2 separate regions of the Homo sapiens genome follow, and region 1 is linked to region 2. The links are chromatin loops, found by intact Hi-C in ENCODE. Cell type or tissue: endothelial cell of umbilical vein. All regions are shown on one strand. Each heading gives the region's core, and the rest is flanking DNA. Links, peaks and the distances in the headings are about the cores only.

Region 1 (10,910 bases), core at 1,014-9,013, 62 kb after region 2:
GGGTCTTGTGATCTACAATCAGATATAGTAGCAGAGAATTTCTTTATGTCCAGCTTTGAGACAGAAAGGTGAGGGAAGATTAGAGTATATTTTTTAGTTTATATGGCCTGCCATGGGGAGAAATAGCAAGGACTGTGGGAGTTATAAACCAGGAACTGTGGATGAAAACATATATATATATTATGTATGTATACTATCACAGCACTCCCTAAGCTTATTGTGCTGGTATTTGGAGGTGGGGGCTTTGAGACATAATTAGTTCATGAGGGTCTACCCTTATGACTGGGATTAGTGCCCTTGTAAGAAGATGCCAGGGTGGGGTATGGTGGCTCACACCTATAATACCAGCAGTTTGGGAGAGTGAGGTAGGCGGATTGTTTGAGCCCAGGAGTGCGAGACCAGCCTGGGCAATATGGTGAAACTCATCTCTACAAAAATAAAAGAAATTAGCCCCGCATGGTGGTGCACACCTGTAGTCCCAGCTGCTTGGGAGGCTGAGATGGAAGGATTGCTTGAACCTGGGAGGTCAATGCTGCAGTGAGGTATGATTGCACCACTGCACTCCGGCCTGGATGACAGAGTAAGATAATGTCTCAAAAAAAAAAAAAAAAAGTAGAATTCCCAAGCAGATAACAATTTAAATGTTATTAACAGGGCAACAAATTATCAGGTTTATCTTTGGTTTATATGGTTTGGTTTGGGTCTATCATTTTATTATTGTAATTATACTAGCTTTTTTTTTGTTCTTCTGCATTTTAACAAATTATTTGAATATTATTTTAGAATTAAAATATTTTACTATTGCCTTTTTAGCCATTCTTCTTTGCATTATTTATTTAGTGGTTACTCTAGGGATTACAATACATGTCTTTAACTTTTCACAGCCCACTTCATGGACCACTTCATGAAAAATGTAGAAGCTTGCACAATAAGGCAACTATATAGGCTCATATCCTACCTACCTTGTTCTTTATGCTATAGTTATTATATGTATTACATTTATGTTATAAACCTCCAAATATCAGCATATTAAAAGTAAACAAGTTATAAATAAGTTAAAAGAAAAAGGAAACATACTGTCTTTTGTAGCTTACCATTTCTGATGCTCTTCACCGTTGTCTGAGGATATACATTTCCCTCTGGTATCATTTTCCTTCAGCAAGTTGAGCTTCTCATATCTATAAATTTCTATATTTCATTACATTTTGAAAACTTTGATCGTTATGTATTCAAATTTTTTTCTGCTTCATTCTCTCTCTCTTCTATCCTTTGGCTCCAATTACAGATATATTGCATAGTTTATAGGTTCATTAGGATCTGTTTAGGATTATTTTGTAAAAAATCTTTTTTTTTTTTTTTTTTTGAGATGGAGTCTCGCTCTGTTGTTCAGGCTGGAGTGCAGTGGCGCGATCTTGGCTCACTGCAAGCTCCACCTCCCGAGTTCATGCCATTCTCCTGCCTCAGCCTCCCGAGTAGCTGGGACTACAGGCGCCCGCCACCACGCCCGGCTAATTTTTTTGTATTTTTAGTAGAGATGGGGTTTCACCGTGTTAGCCAGGATGGTCTCGATCTCCTGACCTCGTAATCTGCCCGCGTCAACTGCCAAAGTGTTGGGATTACAGGCTTGAGCCATTGTGCCCGGCCCAAAATCTTTTTTTCTCTCTCTGTGCATATACATGTTGGGTAGTTTTGATTGACCTATCTTTATGTTGACTTAGTTTTTTCTCTGTCATCTATTTGTCTGTTAGGTCCATCTGGTGAATAATTTATTTCAGATATTGTATTTTCAGTTGTAGAGTGTCCACTTAGTTCTTCTTTATTATTTCTGTCTTTCTCCAGAGATTTCCTATCTTTTTTCATTATTGTTAGCATATTTTATCTTAATTCCTTGAGGCTAGTTATAGCGATTTATTTAACATCCTTGTCTGCTTTCTCTAACATCTAGATGATCTTGGGATCAGTCTCAATTGATATTCTTTTCTCGTTAGAATAAGAACCATTTTCCTGGTTCTTCATATGTTAGGTAATTTTAGACTTTATTCTGAACATAAAGAATGTTAAATTGTGGAGATTCAGGTATCTTTGTTTCTTATGAGTGTTGTTTCTGTTGTTTTAACTGGCATTTAGTTATCTTGACTGACTTGACTTGAACTGTATGTACACTCTTGTTTCTTGACCAGCATCTCATTTGTCTTTAGCTGAACTTCTTTCAACCTGTTATATGCACGTGTGGTTCATGGTTCAATCAGAGACATGGGCAGACAGAATTTAGGGATCCCTTCTTTGTTTTCCCTTTCGAGATTCCTCAGTTCTCTTCAGTGCCATATTTTTTTTTTCTGGCTTCAGTGTTCTGGTTCCCCAGACCAGCAAGCCTGTGGTGTTACCTTTCACTGTTTCTTATGTACTGTGTCAGCTGCACTTATCCCAAGGCTAAAAGCTGTGAAAATGGGAATTTACTTTGTACAGCTCCCCTTCTTGAAATGTGTACCCTGCATTAGAATTTGTCTGCTTCTTACACTCCGGTGCTTCCAGATAATCTCTTTTTGTATTATCCTGGATTTTACCGTATTTTTCTGAGGGGGAATTAGCTATTAGGGCCTTATTTTGTCATTGCTAGAAGCAGAAGTTTATATGGACCTTTTTACTATGTTCCATTTCTCTCCCCATTATGTCCATGTTTTCTTTAGATTCTTGAACATACTTGTAATAGGTGATCTAAAATCTTTGTCAGTTTCATCACTGTCATTTTGGCGTTGCTTCTTTTGAATGATTTTCTTGCTTTTTTTTTTTTTTTTTTTTGAGACAGAGTCTCACTCTGTCGCCCAGGCTGGAATGCAGTAGCACGATCTCAGCTCACTGCAACCTCCGCCCTCTGGGTTCAAGTAATTCTCCTGCCTCACTCAGCCTCCCTAATAGCTGGGATTACAGGTGTGTGCTACCACGCTTGGCTAATTTTCATATTTTTAGTAGAGACGGAGTTTCGCCATGTTGGCCAGGCTGATCTCGAATTCCTGACCTCAAGTGATCCACCCACCTCGGCCCCAAAGTGCTGGGATTACAGGTGTGAGCCACTGTGCCCAGCCGATTTTCTTGCTTTTTAACTTGTTTAGCAATTTCTGTTTGGATGCCAGACATGGTAATGGGATATTGTTGAGTGAATAGATTTTGTTGTCTTCTCTTAAAGTGTATTGGATTTTGTTCTGGCCAGCAGTTAGATTCTGATCAGTTGATCCCTTTCAAGGTTTGTTTTAAAGCATATTTTGGGAGTAGTTCTAGAGTTGTTGTCTTTATTCTTTTGCTAGTTTTGCTTCATTACCAAAATGTTCTAGGATCTCTACTGGATACTCTAAGTGTTCAGCATGATCACTGTTCTCTCTAGTCACAATGTGAAGGTCTCAAACCCTGTGTGTTATGGTAGTTGTTTGGTTTACAGCTCTATAGTAGTTATTTCTTCCCCTATTAGTTCTTTTCTCAGCCTAAGAGACTGTGAGCATGTGCAGTTTTTTATTCGGCGGTAGACTCAAAGATTCCTTGCAAATTTTGGGAGCTCTTTCTCTGCAAGACTGCTGTGCTATGCTTGGATTTTTTTTTTCCTTGCACCAAAGTCTAGAAATACTTCCTCCAGAAAGCTGAGTTTACCTCATTTATTTCCCTTTTCTCAGAGATCACATTGCTCTGCTACCTAGTTGTTCAATGCCTGAAAAGAATTTTTTCATAGCATTTGCCCTCTTTTATGCTTGTTAACTGCAAGGGAAAATCCAGTCCCAAGTTACTCCATTATGGCTAACAGTAAAAGTCCCCCAAATCATTGTAGTGTTCTTATGTTCATTAGTTTTAATATCTATTGGATCAAGCCCATTGTGATGTTAAAGTCTTCTGTAACTCTGCTGATTTGTACAGGGGGAGCATGTGAAGGTTGCTTCATCTATTAAACATTAAGATAGGTGTATTAAAATCTTCTACCATGTTGGTGGATTTGTTTATTTTCTTCATTATTATTCTGTTAGTTTTTGCTTTAAGTATTTTGAGGCTATGTAATTTAGTGCAAATATGTTTAGGATTATGATGTCTTCCAGGTGAATTGGATTCTTATTTTTCATTTTTCTTTTTTAATTTTTTTTTGAGACAGGGTCTCACTCTGTTGTCCAGGCTGGAGGGCAATGGCACAATCATAGTTCACTGCAGCCTTGACTTCCTGGGCTCAGCTGATCCTCCCACCTCAGCCTCTGGGATAGCTAGGACTACAGGCATGTGCCACCATGCCCAGCTAATTTTTTTGTATTTTTAGTACAGATGGGGTTTTGCCATGTTGCCCAGGCTGTCTCAAACTCCTGGGCTCAAGTAATCAATCCACCTGCCTTGGCCTCCCAAAGTGCTAGGATTATAGGTGTGAGCCACAAAGCCCAGCCAGATCCTTCTTTTTCTAATGCTTTTTGTTTTAAAGTTCTTTTGGTTTGAAGTATTTATTATCGTTTTTTATTCTTTACTTACAACCTTTCTGCATTCTTATATGTTATTTGCATGTACTATATGCTAGGCACTTAATTTAAAGGTGCCTGGGATTTGTTTTAATCAGGTTTGTTTAGACACAGAGACACAGAAATGACTGTCATGAAGGAAGAAGTTTTTTTTTTAAATTTTACTGTAAGTTCTGGGATACATGTGCAGAACATGCAGGTTTATTACATAGATGTGCATATGCCATGCTGGTTTGCTGCACCCATCAACCCATCATCTAGGTTTTAAGCCCCGCATGCCTTAGGTATTTGTCCTAATGCTCTCCCTCCCCTTGCCCAGGAAGAAGTTTTTATACTCAGTTTCCTAGAAACAGGATGAATAACACCATGTAGGGCCACTTGGGAAAGCACCAGGGTCAGTCGGGGGGCAGAGGAAGTGGGGAGAAACATGGGCATACAGCTTTATTCCTTCCTGCAGGAAGGAACAGGCAAGGCATTATGAGTCAGCTTAGGCTTGGCTAGTTTTGAGTAATTTCAGTGGGCGCTGGGATGTAGGGGCTGCCACTAGTTGTATGGTACGTGACCCTGGGGTAATTTGGGTAGGGGAATAGTAGCCTAGCATGTAAGAGTCTGATAAATGAGGTAGTTGGGACTATGGGCTCCGGATTGTTTGGTTTGCATATGGAAGGTGCACTCCTTTGCTATCTGGCTAGCTCTGGGAGGAGCAATTCCACCAGGGTAAGCAAGGCCCCAGATGCCAAAGCGTAAAATACAGAAGCCAGAAAACGTGGTTATCATAGCACTGTTCTAGGTACTTGTTCATAATGGCAGTGAGGAAAGCAGATAAGAAAGCCGTTGTCGTGAGCATGCATTCTAATGAGAGAAGATGACAAATAAACAATTAACCAAGTATATAAGTGTTTTCTAATTGTGATAAATGCTGTAAATAAAACTAGGTAATATAATAGAGAATGGCTGGAGGACTTCTTTAGATAGGGTAGTTAAGGAAGGCTTCTCTGAGTTGGTGGCATCTGGCATAAGCCCTGAAGAATGAGATGGCGCATGTGGTAATCTGGGGTAATGATGTTCCAGGCAGTACTGCAAATGGCCCTGTGGCTGGAATAGACTTGGTTTGGTCTAGGAACTTTGGGAAGATTAGTGTTTTGGAATGATGGGCAAGAAGGCAAGTAATTAGAAGAGATAGGCAGGGGTTGATTGTGTTAGCCTTGTAGACCATGGTAAAGAGATTGGCTTTTATTTTATTTGCAGTTGAAAGCCTTTGGAGTGTTTTCAGCCAGGAGAGTAAACTTTTTATACTCAGTTCAGAACAAGTCAGGTAGAAATACCATTGACAGTATAACACTTAGGAGATACGTTAGCATGTTACAATTATATGATTGAAAAGGAAGATGTTGTTAAATTGGAAACGTTTTCATGAAACAAATGGCTGCAAAGGAGGATTTTGATCATAGTGGGAGACTAGGATTGATGAAGAATGAGAATGGAATTTCAAAGGAGAGAAATCATACAAAGCATGCCTAGGTACTCAAGGTACTATGGGGGTTTTGCTGTTATTGTTTTTGAGACAGAGCCTGACTCTGTGGCCCAGGCTGGAGTGCAGTGGTGCCATCTTGGCTCACTGCAACCTCTGCCTCCTTGGTTCAAGCGATTCTTTTGCCTCAGCCTCCCAAGTAGCTGGAATTACAAGTGTGCGCTACACCTGGCTAATTTTTGTATTTTTTGTAGAGACGGGGTTTTGGCATGTTGCCCAGGCTGGTTTTGAACTCCTGAACTCAAGCAATCCTCCCGCCTTGGCCTCCCAAAGTGCTGGGATTACAGGCGTGAGCCATACCACCATGGGTTTAAGAACTTACTGTCGAGAACAATATATAAAGTTTAAGAATGACCAAAATAAATGATGAGAAAAAATAGATATAGAATAGCTATAAATCCTGCCTGGGCAACATAGTGAAACCCTGTCTCTACAAAAAAAATACAAAAATTAGCTGGGTGCATGCCTGTAGTCCTAGCTACTTGGGAGGCTGAGGTAGGAAGGTCGCTTGGGAGGTTGAGGCTGCAGTGAGCCATGATCATAGTCACTGCATTCCAGCTTGGGTAACAGAGCAAGACCCTGTCTCCAAATATATGTGTATGTCAGATAAGGCTTTTTGTCTTTAACTTTCTAGAAAATATTTTCAGTCAGAGATTGGGAGACTAAAGATAGATTGGTTTTAAGGGAGGTAAAGTTATAAGAGTAGGTGATGAGAAAGCAAAGGAGAACTCAAAGAGAGACTGCTTGAAGTAAATTTATATGCCTTGCATTAGATGGATCAAGAAAATGATCTTCATAAAGAAAATCATAATTGGTAGCTATCATTTTTAAAAGTATATAGTTTTTCAAATATATATATTTAAAACATTAAGAAAAGACATTGTTATAAAATATTTGTATAAAATATTTGTCCTGCTAATGTAATAGGATTGTTGTGAAGGTCAAATGAGGAAATTAATACAAATTGATTTTGTATTTCAAACCTTACTTAGAAAAGTGCTACCATTCAGAAGGGTACATATGAGTTTTTATGATGCCCACACATGTGCATAAATTGCATAAAACTTCTCTTACATATCTAGACATTACCATAACTAATTGAAGCTGTTTTGGAGTCTGTGGATGTTAATTACTATAGGTAACTTTTTTTTTTTTTTTTTTTTTTTTGGAGATAGGGCCTCACTCTGTTGTCCAGGCTGGAGTGCAGTTGCACGATCACAGTTCACTGCAGCCTCGACCTCCCAGACTCAAGCCATCTTCCTGCCTCAGCCTCCAAGTAGCTGGGACTACAGGTGCATGCCACCACACCTGGCTAGTTTTTGTATCTTCTGTAGAGATGGGGTTTTGCCATGTTGCCCAGGCCGGTCTTGGCAGCTCCTGGACTCAAGTGATCCACCCACCTCAGCCTCCCAAAGTGCTGGAATTATAGCCTGACTTGCTTATTATTGCCCTCTGTTAGGAGAGCCTTTTTAGGTTATATGTATGGTAAGCATGCTGTATAGCTATATTCATGAATTGCTCTACCAGCTGTGAAACTGGTATAAAGCTGTTGTGTATAATCAATAAATAAATGATTTGTTTTTTAAGATGCTAGACAAAACATGGCATTAATTTAAAAAAGATCTGAAATTTAAGCTATATATTGAATGTATTCCTTAAAATCTATTCTGTTTCTTTTGCCTGGCATATTTTTTCCCCAGTCTCTTACTTTCAGTAATTATATTACCAGATATTTATATATGGGAATACACACATTTATAATCTCACAGTTTCTGTGGGTTAGGAGTCTGAATCCAGTTTGGCTGAGTCCTTTGTTTATGATCTCACAGGGCTGCAATCAAGGTGTTAGCTGGGTCTCATCTGAAGCTGAACTGTGGAAGAATCTATTAGCAGAATTCAGTTTTCTGTGGTTATAGGACTGAGAGGCTTCAGTTTCTTGTTGGCTTTTGGATGGAAGCTGCCCTTGGCTCCTGGAGGCTGCCCTTCACATATGGGACTACCAAAATAGGCAGACCACAACATAGTAGCTTGCTTCTTCAAAGCCAGCAAGGGAATGAGAGACTTCAGCAAGATGGGTGCTACAGTCTTAGGTAATGTCATCACATACACATGATCATGTATCTCTTGTCACCTTGCCTTATTCTCTTGGTTAGCAGCAAGTCACAGTTTCTGCTTATACACTAAAGGAGGGAGTTACACAAGGCTATGGATACCAGGAGATAGGGATCTGGGGGCCACTTTAGATATCTGTGTTTCACATACCTTATTTTTATATTTCCAAGTGAAGTAATTATTGTTTTCTTTTTACTTTTTACCCTGTAACCAGGTCAATAAAGGCCAGTGGTCTTCTTGTTCCTTCGTGCTAGTGGGTGTTTACTTTTCTATTTCATCTAGCTATTAAGTAGCCCCACAAGCATCTCAGCTCTATATAGATGATCTCAGATCCATTTCCTATCCTTGTGTGGTCCAAGGCCTCATCTCTCATTCCTGTGTGAGCACTGAAACCCAACCTCCTATGGTACTGAGATAAGCAACTCACTGCCTTATCTCTTACCCTCTGAAGGGCAGTCATAACTGAGGTATTACTGTATTAGTTTTCAGTTGCCTCTTGGTTTTTTTTTTCCTTTTAAGAAGTACTTTGAGTTTTTTTTGGAGCCCAGCAGTGCATTTAAAAATATTATGTGTTAAATTTTTACAACTCATCTAGGTATTTGTAATGAGAGAATTTTAGGGTTTTCTGTCACATTGCTTAATAGCTATTTCTTTGTTTTCTTTTAGCCAAGGGTTTATTTCAGTACTGGAAATACTAAATGCTATATACACATATGTGTACTTACAAACATATAAGTGCATCAGATGATCAGTATTAGCACACATGGAAATATAGAGTTGAGAAGTATAGCATATGAAGACTTTCACAATCTGCCCTTTGACTCCCTCTCTAATGGCCTTTCTAAACACTTGCACTTTTGTATGGTACTGCTTTTGTATTCCTGAACACAGAATGCAGCTCATAGTTTCATGTATTTGCATACATTATTGTCTTTGTCTGGAATGTTCTGCTTTATGCCTCCCATCTCTCTTTATTTTGTTAATTCAGCCTTATTTCTTTTTCCTTCTAAATTTACTTTTTTGTATGTTTAATTATTCTATTTTTCATTTCTAGGGGTATTGTTTCTTTTTTTCAAATCTGCCTGGCCATTTTTGTTATTTTTTCTTTCTTGGTTATTTTTTCTTGCTATCTTATATTTCTTTAAATATTTTAAAAACACTTAACAATATTTCGTATTCAATAATTTCAGTATATTTCATTTTTGCTTGTCTAATTCTGTTGCTTATTGTTTTGCTGATTTTCTTTTATGGCTGCATGTTTCCTCATGTATTCTTGTGATTTTTTACCATTAATTCATTGTTTTGGAGATTTGAGAAATCTTTGAGACCATCTTGGATTGTAAAGTCTATGAGGGGAGGGCCCCTGTGGTTTTGTTCATTGCTGTATCCCAGGGCTTATTACAGTGTCTAGTACATGAGACTCTCAATAAATATTTATTGGATGAATAAATTACATGCCCACACCTTACAGACATAACTATAATTATTTATATATATGTTCATTTTCTCTACTGTATTGATAATACCTCAAGTTAGAGAACTTTTTGGCTTTAACGCTGTATCCCCAGCATTTAGCGCAGAGTCTAATATAGATTAAGTTCTCAGTAAATATTTGTTGAATGAATGAGGAATTGCTTGGCATATTCTGCCCAATGAAATCTTCAGAATAAGTAAGACTTATTTTGCCTGTTTTTCATTATAAAGTCATTTTAATGAAATGGAGGATACTAGAGAAATGATGAATCAGCTCACATAACTAGTGCGCATATTGTTCATGATAGATTAAAGCAGAACCATTTTCCAGACTGAACTCCAAAATCTTCAGTGTCACTGAAGGCTAATCACATTAACTATTCCTGTACTTACAGATTTCAAGGCATAGTGAGTATACAAAATGTTAATCCAGTAAATATGTACCAAACATCTACTATATGTATATTAGTTTGCAAGTTATGTGATATATTTTTTTCCCAGTATGTTATATGCTAACTAAGGTATAAGCTTAAAAATGTGAAAAGGATAAATAGAACACAAGATAAATGATCTATTATAGTAATCACCGGGTGCGGTGGCTCACTCCTGTAATCCTAGCACTTTGGGAGGCTGAGGCAGGCGGATCACCTGAGGTCAGGAGTTCGAGACCCGTGGCCAATATGACAAAACCCTGTCTCTACCAAAAAATACAAAAATTAGCCAGGCATGGTGGCACGTGCCTGTAGTTTCAGCTACTCTGGAGGCTGAGGCACGAGAATCGCTTGAACCCAGGAGGTGGAGGTTACAGTGAGCTGAGACTGCACCACTGCACTCCAGCCTGGGTGATAGAGCAAGACTGTCTAAAAAAAAAAAATTATTACATAATAAAAGAATTGTCTTAAAACAGTATCATTTCTTTAATCATATAGAATACAAATGAATGAATTTTATAGAGGTTCAGAGGAATCCAGTATTGTGATATTTTATATATATAATATATATATAATATATATATATATGTTTTCATCCACGGTTCCTGGCTCATAATTTTCATAACCCTTATTATAGTCTTTTGTTGTAATGTTGGGACACTGTAGGCCTCAGAATCAGGCCTCAGGAAACAGAATCTCTCTCTCTCATCTTCTGCTGCCCTCCTTTCACCTGACCAAGGCAGGACTCTAATCTGATTGTGAGTCATCTGGCTGTTTATTTGAATCCTTTAAAATATCCTTTGTAATAAACTGATAAACACAAATAAGTGTTTCTCTGAGTTATGTGAGCCATTATAGCAAATTAATTGAACCCAAAGAGGGGGT
Region 2 (10,910 bases), core at 1,365-9,364:
CTTGTTAACCATGTTTTTAATCACCAGTGAACATCAGATGCTCAGCTAAACCTAAGTAAGAACCTCAAAGTTAAATACATAGGTATTTTTGCCAACAACTCAAAAGATTTAGCTAACATTAAATTACTCTTATATGTCAAAAAAAGGTACACAAACCAAGATCATTTTGTTTATAGTTTTATATGTACAAACTGGGTTTATATATACAGGCTGGGTTTATAGTTTTACAACCTTCTATGCTAAACCCTGACATCTCAAAATATCTAGCAGAGACAAATATAAAATCCAGACAAAAATGTATGCTGACAATTCTGAAGGCATTTCTATTTTTATTTTACCAATTATTTTAAAGCCAGCTTGTTTTGTAAAGTTATACTTAAGTCACGTGAACTTGAAAATTGCTTGGACTTATTTGCTTAATTTATTAGCGCTCTTTTACTTATAAGCCAATCTGGTAGACACAACATATAACAATAAATTATATACAAATAAACACATCTATACATGTATACACACACATGAATGAAGATCTAATAGCTTGGAATCCTAGTCATGAGATAGCAATACAAGCTCACTGGTTTTACTTTGCCCCAGTAGGTAATCCAACAAAGGCTGTGAACCAAAATTTCAGGTAAAGAAGTTTCCCTGGCAGTTTGATTTTTAAAGCCAAACCTCCCCAGACTCCAAAGAATATTGGGGCCAAACAGCACCAAAGGAGAGCATCACAGGTTAACCAGGCCCCCTGCTTAGAACAGCAGCACAAAAGCCTGGCCACATGCAACGCCACCCCACTTTCCCAATCAACAGCAAACTTCAGATTCCAAACAACATTGGGGCCAAATGGTATTGCAACTGTGAGAGAAAATTCATAGGAGGGCCTAGCACTGGGCCTCAGCACTTCTGCCAAGGGCATCCCCTTTGGAGAGGTTGAGGACCGGAGGATCTCCCGGAGCGTCCCCCTTTGGGGTCCAATCTTAGAGTGTCAGATGTCTCTGACCTTAGGTGGGCACTGGTGCCAGTTGCAAGTTTTCCCACCAGAGGCGATGGCCCACTGTGAGCTTTCCTTTTGTCCCAGGATGAAGGCCTCGACTTCTAGCATCCTTATAATTTGATAAGGCCAAGCTTTCCCATGTTTCCTGTTCCATGAGCTTTAAAGATAGGAACTGAAGGCTAGGCAGGTTTCTCTGCCCTTAGCTAGTGGAGTAGGGGAAGGGAAGAATTTCGCATAAGAAAAGAAGGTTTAAGTCACCTGAAACTCATGTGAGTTTGCCCGAGCTGCACCAAATGTAGGGATCAGGGACCACAACTGGAAAAGATAAAAAATTGTCCTTCAGAGTGGCCCTGGCCAGAAGCCTGCAGTTGCCTCTGTGTTTAGGCGCTGCCCACCAAGTGTCCCAAGTTGGAAAGGAAAAGAGAGAGAGAGAGAGAGAGAGAGAGAGAGAGAGAGAGAGAGAAAGAGAGAGACTCACTTGTATAGAGCAGAAAAGAAAGGGGAAAGGAGAAAAATAAATCCCAAACTTTGGGCTTACCTCCTGGCTGGTTCACTAAGATATGTTACCAGTTAAAGGTGTCCAGGTTCTTGGCGTCTTGAACAAAGAATTGGACAAAACACACAAACAAAGCAAGGAAAGAATGAAGCAACAAACACAGAGATTTATTGAAAATGAAAGTATACCCCATAGGGGCGTCGAGCATAGGGGCTCAAGAGCCCCATTACAGAGTATTCTGGGTTGAAATATACTCTAGAGGTTTCCATTGGTTACTTGGTGTATGCCCTATGTAAATGAAGAGGATATTTCCTGTCGTAGCTGAAGTGTTTCCATTTGATTTAGTTCTAGGAAGTCCAGCGTGGATCGGCCTTAGGTTCTCTGCCTCCTGCCTCAGAAGAACAGAGGAGCGTCAGGGACCCAAAATACCCCTGTGGCTGCCCTCATGCTGGCCCTTAGCAATCAAAGAAATACAGATTTAAATACTAAGGATTTTGTTTTGTTTTATATCTAGGAGGAGGTCCCTAGTTTGGAGAACAGGCTGTTTCATACCCAGCTTGAGACACAGCATTGGCACAAACCTTGCTGAGGAGCAATTTGGCAATATGTTCCCTATGCCCTAAAAATTGCCTCAGTAATTTCACTTCTGTAATACTCTTCTTAGGAAACAATTATAGGTAAGTAAAAGATTTAGCTACAATAATACTTATTTTGCTACTTATAATAGCAAAAATATTGAAGACATTCTAAAGATTCATCAATAGCATGGCTGTTTAAGTAACTTATGTCTCAGGACAGAATATTGGCAACCATTAAATTTCAGCTGCATGGCCAGGTGAGGTGGCTCACACCTGTAATCCCAGCACTTCAGGAGGTGGAGGCAGGAGGATTGCTTGAGCCTAGGAGTCAGAGACCAACCTGGGCAATACAGTGAGACTCATCTCAAAAAAAGAAGAAGAAAAAGAAAAAAAAAATTAAGCTGCACAGCTCTCCCTCTCCCTCTCCCTCTCCCTCTGCCTCTCCCTCTCCCTCTCCCTCTCCCTCCACGGTCTCCCTCTGATGCCGAGCCGAAGCTGGACTGTACTGCTGTACTGCTGCCATCTCGGCTCACTGCAACCTCCCTGCCTGATTCTCCTGCCTCAGCCTGCCGAGTGCCTGCGATTGCAGGCGCGCGCCGCCACACCTGACTGGTTTTCGTATTTTTTTGGTGGAGACGGGGTTTCGCTGTGTTGGCTGGGCTGGTCTCCAGCTCCTAACCGTGAGTGATCCGCCAGCCTCGGCCTCCCGAGGTGCCGGGATTGCAGATGGAGTCTGGTTCACTCAGTGCTCAATGGTGCCCAGGCTGGAGTGCAGTGGCGTGATCTCGGCTCACTACAACCTCCACCTCCCAGCCGCCTGCCTTGGCCTCCCAAAGTGCCTAGAGTGCAGCCTCTGCCCGGCCGCCACCCCGTCTGGGAAGTGAGGAGTGTCTCTGCCTGGCTGCCCATCGTCTAGGACGTGAGGAGCCCCTCTGCCTGGCTGCCCAGTCTGGAAAGTGAGGAGCGTCTCTGCCCGGCCGCCATCCCATCTAGGAAGTGAGGAGCGTCTCTGCCTGGCCGCCCATCGTCTGAGATGTGGGGAGCGCCTCTGCCCCACTGCCCCGTCTGGGATGTGAGGAGCGCCTCTGCCCGGCCGCGACCCCATCTGGGAGGTGAGGAGCGTCTCTGCCCAGCCGCCCCGTCTGAGAAGTGAGGAGTCCCTCCGCCTGGCAACCGCCCCGTCTGAGAAGTGAGGAGCTCCTCCGCCCGGCAGCTGCCCCATCTGAGAAGTGAGGAGCCCCTCTGCCCGGCAGCCACCCCATCTGGGAAGTGAGGAGCGTCTCCACCCGGCAGCCACCCCGTCCGGGAGGGAGGTGGGGGTCAGCCCCCGCCAGGCCAGCCGCCCGGTCCGGGAGGGAGGTGGGGGGGTCAGCCCCCCGCCCGGCCAGCCGCCCTGTCTGGGAGGTGAGGGGCGCCTCTGCCCGGCCGCCCCTACTGGGAAGTGAGGAGACCCTCTGCCCAGCCACCACCCCGTCTGGGAGGCGTACCCAACAGCTCGTTGAGAACGGGCCATGATGACAATGGCAGTTCTGTGGAGTGGAAAGGGGGGAAAGGTGGGGAAAAGATTGAGAAATCGGATGGTTGCCGTGTCTGTGTAGAAAGAAGTAGACATGGGAGACTTTTCATTTTGTTCTGTACTAAGAAAAATTCTTCTGCCTTGGAAAAAAAAAAAAAAAGAAACTGGTAAAAAAAAAAAAATTAAGCTGCACATAGGCAATTTTTTTTTTTAAATCTTTGATTCCTATCTCACATCTTATATAAAAATTAACTCAAAATGGATCACAGACCTAAATGTAAAACAAAATGTTGCAATTTTTAGGAAAAAACATAGGAGAAAATCTCTAAGATCAAGGACTAGGCAAAGGGATTTTTAGACTTCAGATCAAAAGCAGACTCCACAAATGAAAAAAATTGATAAACTGGACCTCATCAAAATTTAAAAGTTTGTTTTATAAAAGAACCTGTGAAAAAGATGAAAAATTAAAGTACAGGTTGAGCTAAAATAGTTGCAAACCACACATCCAACAAAGAACCTATATGTAGTATGTATAAAGAATTCTCAAAACTCAGCAGTAAAAAGAACAAAATCTCAATCAGAATATGGGCAAAAAAACATGAACAGATATTTCACCAAATAAAATATACAAAAGGCAAATAAGCACATTAAAAGATGTTCCACATAATTGGCCATCAGTGAAATGCAAATTAAAACCACAATGATGTAACACTACATACCTACCACAGCGGCTAAAATAAAAAATAGTGACAACACCAAATGCTGGCAAGAATGTGGAGAAAGTGGATCACTTGTGCAAAGCTGGTGGGAATGCAAAAGGACACAGCCATTCTGGAAAACAGTCTTATAATTTGTTATAAAACTAAACAATACACTCATCATACAACCCAGCAATCACACTCTTAGGCATTCATCCCAGAGAAATGAAGACATATTCACACGAAACCTGGACACAAACCTTCATAATAATCATCTGTAATAGTCAAAAAGGGGAAACAACTCTGATGCTCTCCAACAGGTGAAAGGTATAGAAACCATAGTATATCCATACTATAAAATCCTGCATAGCAATATAAAGGAACACATTATTGACACTTGTAAAGGTTTCAAAGGAATTATGAAATATATCCAATCCCAAAATGTTATATATTATATGATTCTAATAATATATAATATAATATAATATATGATTCTAATAATATATAATATAATATAATTATAATAATATACAATATATAATATATTAACATTAATATATATTAATATATATTATATATAAAATATATATTATAATATTATATAGTTATATATTAATAGTATATAATATTATTGATAATCAATATAATAATATTGAAATAATGTTAAGATTATGTAGAATATATAATATTCTTGGAATCATATAGCATGTAACAAAAAGTAGTATGTATGTAATCAAACGAATACACACTTTAGTGTATTTCTTGCATTACAATGTAATCATAGAAATACACTATACTATCTTTATACCCTATAAGAATGGTATGTAACATTCCAATCATACTTACTATATAATTTCAAGAATACATAATATTCTTTCTTTTTTTTTTAACTCAGGGTCTTGTTCTGTCACACAGGCTGGAGTACAGTGGCGCGATCTCCGCTCACTGCAGCCTCCACCCCTCCCCCGATATCTGCTGATATGACTAGTCCTGCCTGGACACTGCAGGGACACACGACATCCATCCCCCTTTCAGGAGAAGGAGGTGGGAGGGAGACATAGGAGGCATCTCAGTGCCAAGCCTCCCCAGCACGCACACACACACAGAGGAGCCTGCGTGTATTCATCCACACACCTCACTGCCCAGGAACGACTTCCAGGGTTCCCAAATCCCTCATATCCCACCAGGAATTTCAGCTCTGCTCTTGTAGCCCTAAGGGAAATGAGTCAGTGGGAGGAGCTGAGGAAAACAAAGAGAGGAAGGAAGGAGGCAGTTCCGGGTTTCCCACAGGAGTTCTGAGGTAACTTTATGAGAGTCACTTCTCCTCTTGGAACCTCAGCTTCCTCATTTGCCAATCAGGGTGTGGGTCCCTATCCTAAACCACACTGGGGCCACCATGAGGATCCAATAAGATCAGGAATAGAAAAGAGCTTAGAAAAATCAGGGACCTGGGTCAGATAGCAGAGGGTGGTACAGGGGCTATTGCTGTATAAAGTGGTCTGAGATCTTCCTTCCTTCCCTTCTCATTCATTCATTCATTCATTCATGCCTTCTCTCTTGGCCAAGCCCTGAACCAGGCAGTAGAGATGGAGAGATGAGTCAGCCAGGGTATTACCCTCAGGAGTACCCGTGGTGGTAGTGATGTGGGATGGGGAAGGGAGAAATGGAATCAACTCAGTCTGCGGAACACAAGGAAGGCTTCATGGAGGAAGTGACCTGGGGCTGGGATTTGAAGAAGTAATAAGAGTTTGCCCTGATGCACAAGATGGGGAAGGGCATAGCAGACTTACAAAGCAAAGGCATAGACATGAAAAAGCACCTCCCCCTCTCAGTGCATGACAGATTCCAGGAAGAGCTTTCTAAAGATACGTGCAAAGAGGGAGAAAGACTTCTAGGAAAGGAAGGGCGTGTGAAGGGGCCAGCTTTGTTTGGAATGCTCTGGCGAGTCAGCATTATGTGGTGAATGGAGGGGCTGGAATACAAGGCCTTTTGGGTTTTCTTAGGTCTAAGCTCTGAGTTAACCCTGATTAGAAAGAAAATATAAGGTTTCTATGCCTCTGCACCCAAGAAGCAGTGCCACATCTGAGGACTAAAGAAAAATCTCGAGCTAGGCACAGTGGCACACACCTGTAATCCCAGGACTTTGGCAAGCTGCAGTGGGAGCATTGCTTGAGCCCAGGAGTTCGAGACTAGCCTAGGCAACATAAGGAGACTCTGTCTCTAACAAAAAGAAAAAAAAATTCGCCTGGTGTGGTGGCACATGCCTGTAGTCCCAGCTACTTAGGAGGCTAAGGTGTAAGGATTGCTTGAGCCTGAGAGGTTGAGGCTGCGGTGAACCATGATGGCACCACTGCACTCCAGCCTGGGTGACAGAACGAGGCCCTGTCACAAAAAAAAAAAAAAAAAAAAGGAAACGAAAAGAAAAGAAAAATATTGAGCCAGGGTCACGCTATTACCAAACTCACAGGTGAGGTTTGCATGCTCTGGCAGGCAACCTCAAACACCCACAGCCTCTCTTGCCAGGGGCCTGAGGGCATTTGTCTTCCCATAATTAAGTCTTGGCATCCCATTCTGAGTTTTTCCAGGGAGGACCTGGGCCCCAGGCCTTCCGCCTGAGTAAAAACCTGTTAAAGCATGTGTGGGCTGGGTGTGGGCTATGTGGAAGGGCCAAGATGAAATGGCCAGCGCCTGCACTCCCAGCAGAAGAGGCAGCCCAGTCAGCATCCTGACCTCTGAGGACTCCCAACTAGCACCCAGTGATACACAGGACTTTTCTCCTTCTGATGCCTATAATCAATTTCTCCCTAATTCCCCTGAGATCTGCCCCCTGAAAACACAGGTCCAGTCATCCCCATTAAGCACTGGTCTCCTCCCCTGCCAAGACTGGGAGCTTTTGGCTTCTTTCTCTGCCCTCAAGGACAGTAGCTGAGTAAACTGAATATTATCCTGGTTCAAGCTGACTCAGAATGGAGAGGAAGAGGAATTTGTAGGGTAATCTCTAGGAGTCCAGGCCTTTGTGATGGTCTAGAGACAGTGGCTGAGGTCTGAGCTGGGCCGAGGACCTGGATAGGAAGAGAGACCACAAGACTCTGTGACTGACTGAATATGGGAGTGAGAGGGAGGGGTGCAGACCAAAAGTAAAATTCTAAGCCCCCCAACTGACTGAATGGACCCCCATCTTGGCCAAGGGGATCCCCCAAAAACCTGAAAAACTAGTACAGGCCATGACAGGAAGAGGAAGTCCAACATGTCTCCTTATAACCACTTCCTTTGGAGTTTAGGCACAGCTGACCAATGTCTATATTAAAACAGAGATCATAAGACTGACAAAACAGACTATTTGTAGCAATAAGATACCAAATTCCAACCTAGCTCTAGTATAGCATCACATGACGGATAGCAGGCCCTGAAAGAAATCTAAGTATTTTAGCCCAAAATATATCTCTTTGACATATCCTGAAATGACCCTGCAAAGCTGGTCTTTTGCTGGGGAAGTGTGCATTCTGTAGATAATCTCCTTCCCTTAAGTGGGTCTTTTCCAGGGAGTCTAATACCCTTTAAGTTTCCATAAGAGACATTTACCATCTACTGCTTACTTAGAGGCTTTGTCTATATAACAAGAACATAGCAAGAACCTTGGCTTCCAGTCCCCTTATCTCAATGCACATCTCTCTTTCTGCTGACTCAATTCTTTAGGAAAAGATCAACTCTTTCAACCAATTGCCAATCAGGAAATCTTTAAATCCACCTATGACCTGTAACCCCCCAGCTTAGAGATGTCCTACCTTTCTGGGCTGAATCAATGTATACCTTGAAAGTATCAATTTATGTCTTTTTTTTATTATTATACTTTAAGTTTTAGGGTACATGTGCACAATATGCAGGTTAGTTACATATGTATACGTGTGCCATGCTGGTGTGCTGCACCCATTAACTCGTCATTTAGCATTAGATATATCTCCTAATGCTATCCCTCCCCACTCCCCCAACCCCACAACAGTCCCCAGAGTGTGATGTTCCCCTTCCTGTGTCCATGTGATCTCATTGTTCTATTCCCACCTATGAGTGAGAACGTGTGGTGTTTGGTTTTTTGTCCTTGCGATAGTTTGCTGAGAGTGATGGTTTCCAATTTCATCCATGTCCCTACAAAGGACATGAACTCATCCTTTTTTATGGCTGCATAGTATTCCATGGTGTATATGTGCCACATTTTCTTAATCCAGTCTATCCTTGTTGGACATTTGGGTTGGTTCCAAGTCTTTGCTATTGTGAATAGTGCCACAATAAACATATGTGTGCATGTGTCTTTACAGCAGCATGATTTATAGTCCTTTGGGTATATACCCAGTAATGGGATGGCTGGGTCAAATGGTATTTCTAGTTCTAGATCCCTGAGGAATCGCCACACTGACTTCCACAATGGTTGAACTAGTTTACAGTCCCACCAACAGTGTAAAAGTGTTCCTATTTCTCCACATCCTCTCCAGCACCTGTTGTTTCCTGACTTTTTTATGATTGCCATTCTAACTGGTGTGAGATGGTATCTCATTGTGGTTTTGATTTACATTTCTCTGATGGCTAGTGATGGTGAGCATTTTTTCATGTGTTTTTTGGCTACATAAATGTCTTCTTTTGAGAAGTGTCTGTTCATGTCCTTTGCCCACTTTTTGATGGGGTTGTTTTTTTCTTGTAAATTTGTTTGAGTTCATTGTAGATTCTGGATATTAGCCCTTTGTCAGATGAGTAGATTGCAAAAATTTTCTCCCATTCTGTAGGTTGCCTGTTCACTCTGATGGTAGTTTCTTTTGCTGTGCAGAAGCTCTTTAATTTAATTAGATCCCATTTGTCGATTTTGGCTTTTGTTGCCATTGCTTTTGGTGTTTTAGACATGAAGTCCTTGCCCATGCCTATGTCCTGAATGGTAATGCCTAGGTTTTCTTCTAGGGTTTTTATGGTTTTAGGTCTAACGTTTAAGTCTTTAATCCATCTTGAATTAATTTTTGTGTAAGGTGTAAGGAAGGGATCCAGTTTCAGCTTTGTACATATGGCTAGCCAGTTTTCCCAGCACCATTTATTAAATAGGGAATCCGTTCCCCATTGCTTGTTTTTCTCGGGTTTATCAAAGATCAGATAGCTGTAGATATGTGGCATTATTTCTGAGGGCTCTGTTCTGTTCCATTGATCTATATCTCTGTTTTGGTACCAGTACCAGGCTGTTTTGGTTACTGTAGCCTTGTAGTATAGTTTGAAGTCAGGTAGCATGATGCCTCCAGCTTTGTTCTTTTGGCTTAGGATTGACTTAGTGATGCGGGCTCTTTTTTGGTTCCATATGAACTTTAAAGTAATTTTTTCCAATTCTGTGAAGAAAGTCGTTGGTAGCTTGATGGGGATGGCATTGAATCTATAAATTACCTTGGGCAGTATGGCCATTTTCATGATATTGATTCTTCCTCTCCATGAGCTTGGAATGTTCTTCCATTTGTTTGTGTCCTCTTTTATTTCATTGAGCAGTGGTTTGTAGTTCTCCTTGAAGAGGTCCTTCATATCCCTTGTAAGTTGGATTCCTAGGTATTTTATTATCTTTGAAGCAATTATGAATGGGAGTTCACTCATGATTTGGCTCTCTGTTTGTCTGTTATTGGTGTATAAGAATGCTTGTGATTTTTGCACATTGATTTTGTATCCTGAGACTTAGCTGAAGTTGCTTATCAGCTTAAGGAGATTTTGGGCTGAGACGATGGGGTTTTCTAGATATACAATCTGCAAACAGGGACAATTTGACTTCCTTGTTTCCTAATTGAATACCCTTTATTTCTTTCTCTTGCCTGATTGCCCTGGCCAGAACTTCCAACACTATGTTGAATAGGAGTGGTGAGAGAGGACATCCCTGTCTTGTGCCAGTTTTCAAAGGGAATGCTTCCAGTTTTTGCCCATTCAGTATGATATTGGCTGTGGGTTTGTCACAAATAGCTCTTATTATTTTGAGATATGTCCCATCAATACCTAATTTATTGAGAGTTTTTAGCATGAAGGGCTGTTGAATTTTGTCAAAGGCCTTTTCTGCATCTATTGAGATAGTCAGGTGGTTTTTGTCTTTGGTTCTGTTTATATGCTGGATTACGTTTATTGATTTGCGTATGTTGAACCAGCCTTGCATCCCAGGGATGAAGCCCACTTGATTATGGTGGATAAGCTTTTTGATGTGCTGCTGGATTCGGTTTGCCAGTATTTTATTCAGGATTTTTGCATCGATGTTCATCAGGGATATTGGTCTAAAATTCTCTTTTTTTGTTGTGTCTCTGCAAGGCTTTGATATCAGGATGATGCTGGCCTCATAAAATGAGTTAGGGAGGATTCCCTCTTTTTCTATTGATTGGAATAGTTTCAGAAGGAATGGTACCAGCTCCTCCTTGTACCTCTGGTAGAATTTGGCTGTGAATCCGTCTGGTCCTGGACTTTTTTTGGTTGGTAAGCTATTAATTATTGCCTCAATTTCAGAGCCTGTTATTGGTCTATTCAGAGATTCAACTTCTTCCTGGTTTAGTCTTGGGAGGGTGTCTGTGTCCCGGTACCTCAGTTGGAAATGCAGAAATCACCCGTCTTCTGTGTAGCTCACGCTGGAAGTTGTAAA

What was found. Hi-C counts contacts between places; a loop is a spot of excess contacts. Peaks named below come from ENCODE experiments on the same cell type or tissue, not always from the same donor. Only the 100,000 strongest peaks of a DNase experiment are listed, where the experiment ranks them.
Region 1: a loop joins it to region 2, with 6 times the contacts of the local background. A loop is called at or near these places in 1 of 110 quality-filtered maps.

The regions. Positions count from the first base shown.
Region 1 is chr11:76,880,660-76,891,569 of GRCh38, forward strand. The region is part of intron 1 of ACER3 (alkaline ceramidase 3); the gene reads left to right. Among named protein-coding and RNA genes, the nearest start is that of ACER3, 25 kb to the left of the region's middle. In endothelial cell of umbilical vein, for the core only: no CTCF peak of the experiment used is centred there; DNase peaks (open chromatin) are centred at 4,892 and 8,482; H3K27ac peaks cover 1,385 bases.
Region 2 is chr11:76,818,299-76,829,208 of GRCh38, forward strand. LOC124902720 (a long non-coding RNA gene) reads right to left here and starts at 1,604. Exons shown (of 3, transcript XR_007062789.1): 1 at 1,250-1,604. RefSeq lists a cis regulatory region at 5,110-6,340. In endothelial cell of umbilical vein, for the core only: no CTCF peak of the experiment used is centred there; DNase peaks (open chromatin) are centred at 5,503, 6,123 and 7,213; H3K4me3 peaks cover 330 bases; H3K27ac peaks cover 3,182 bases.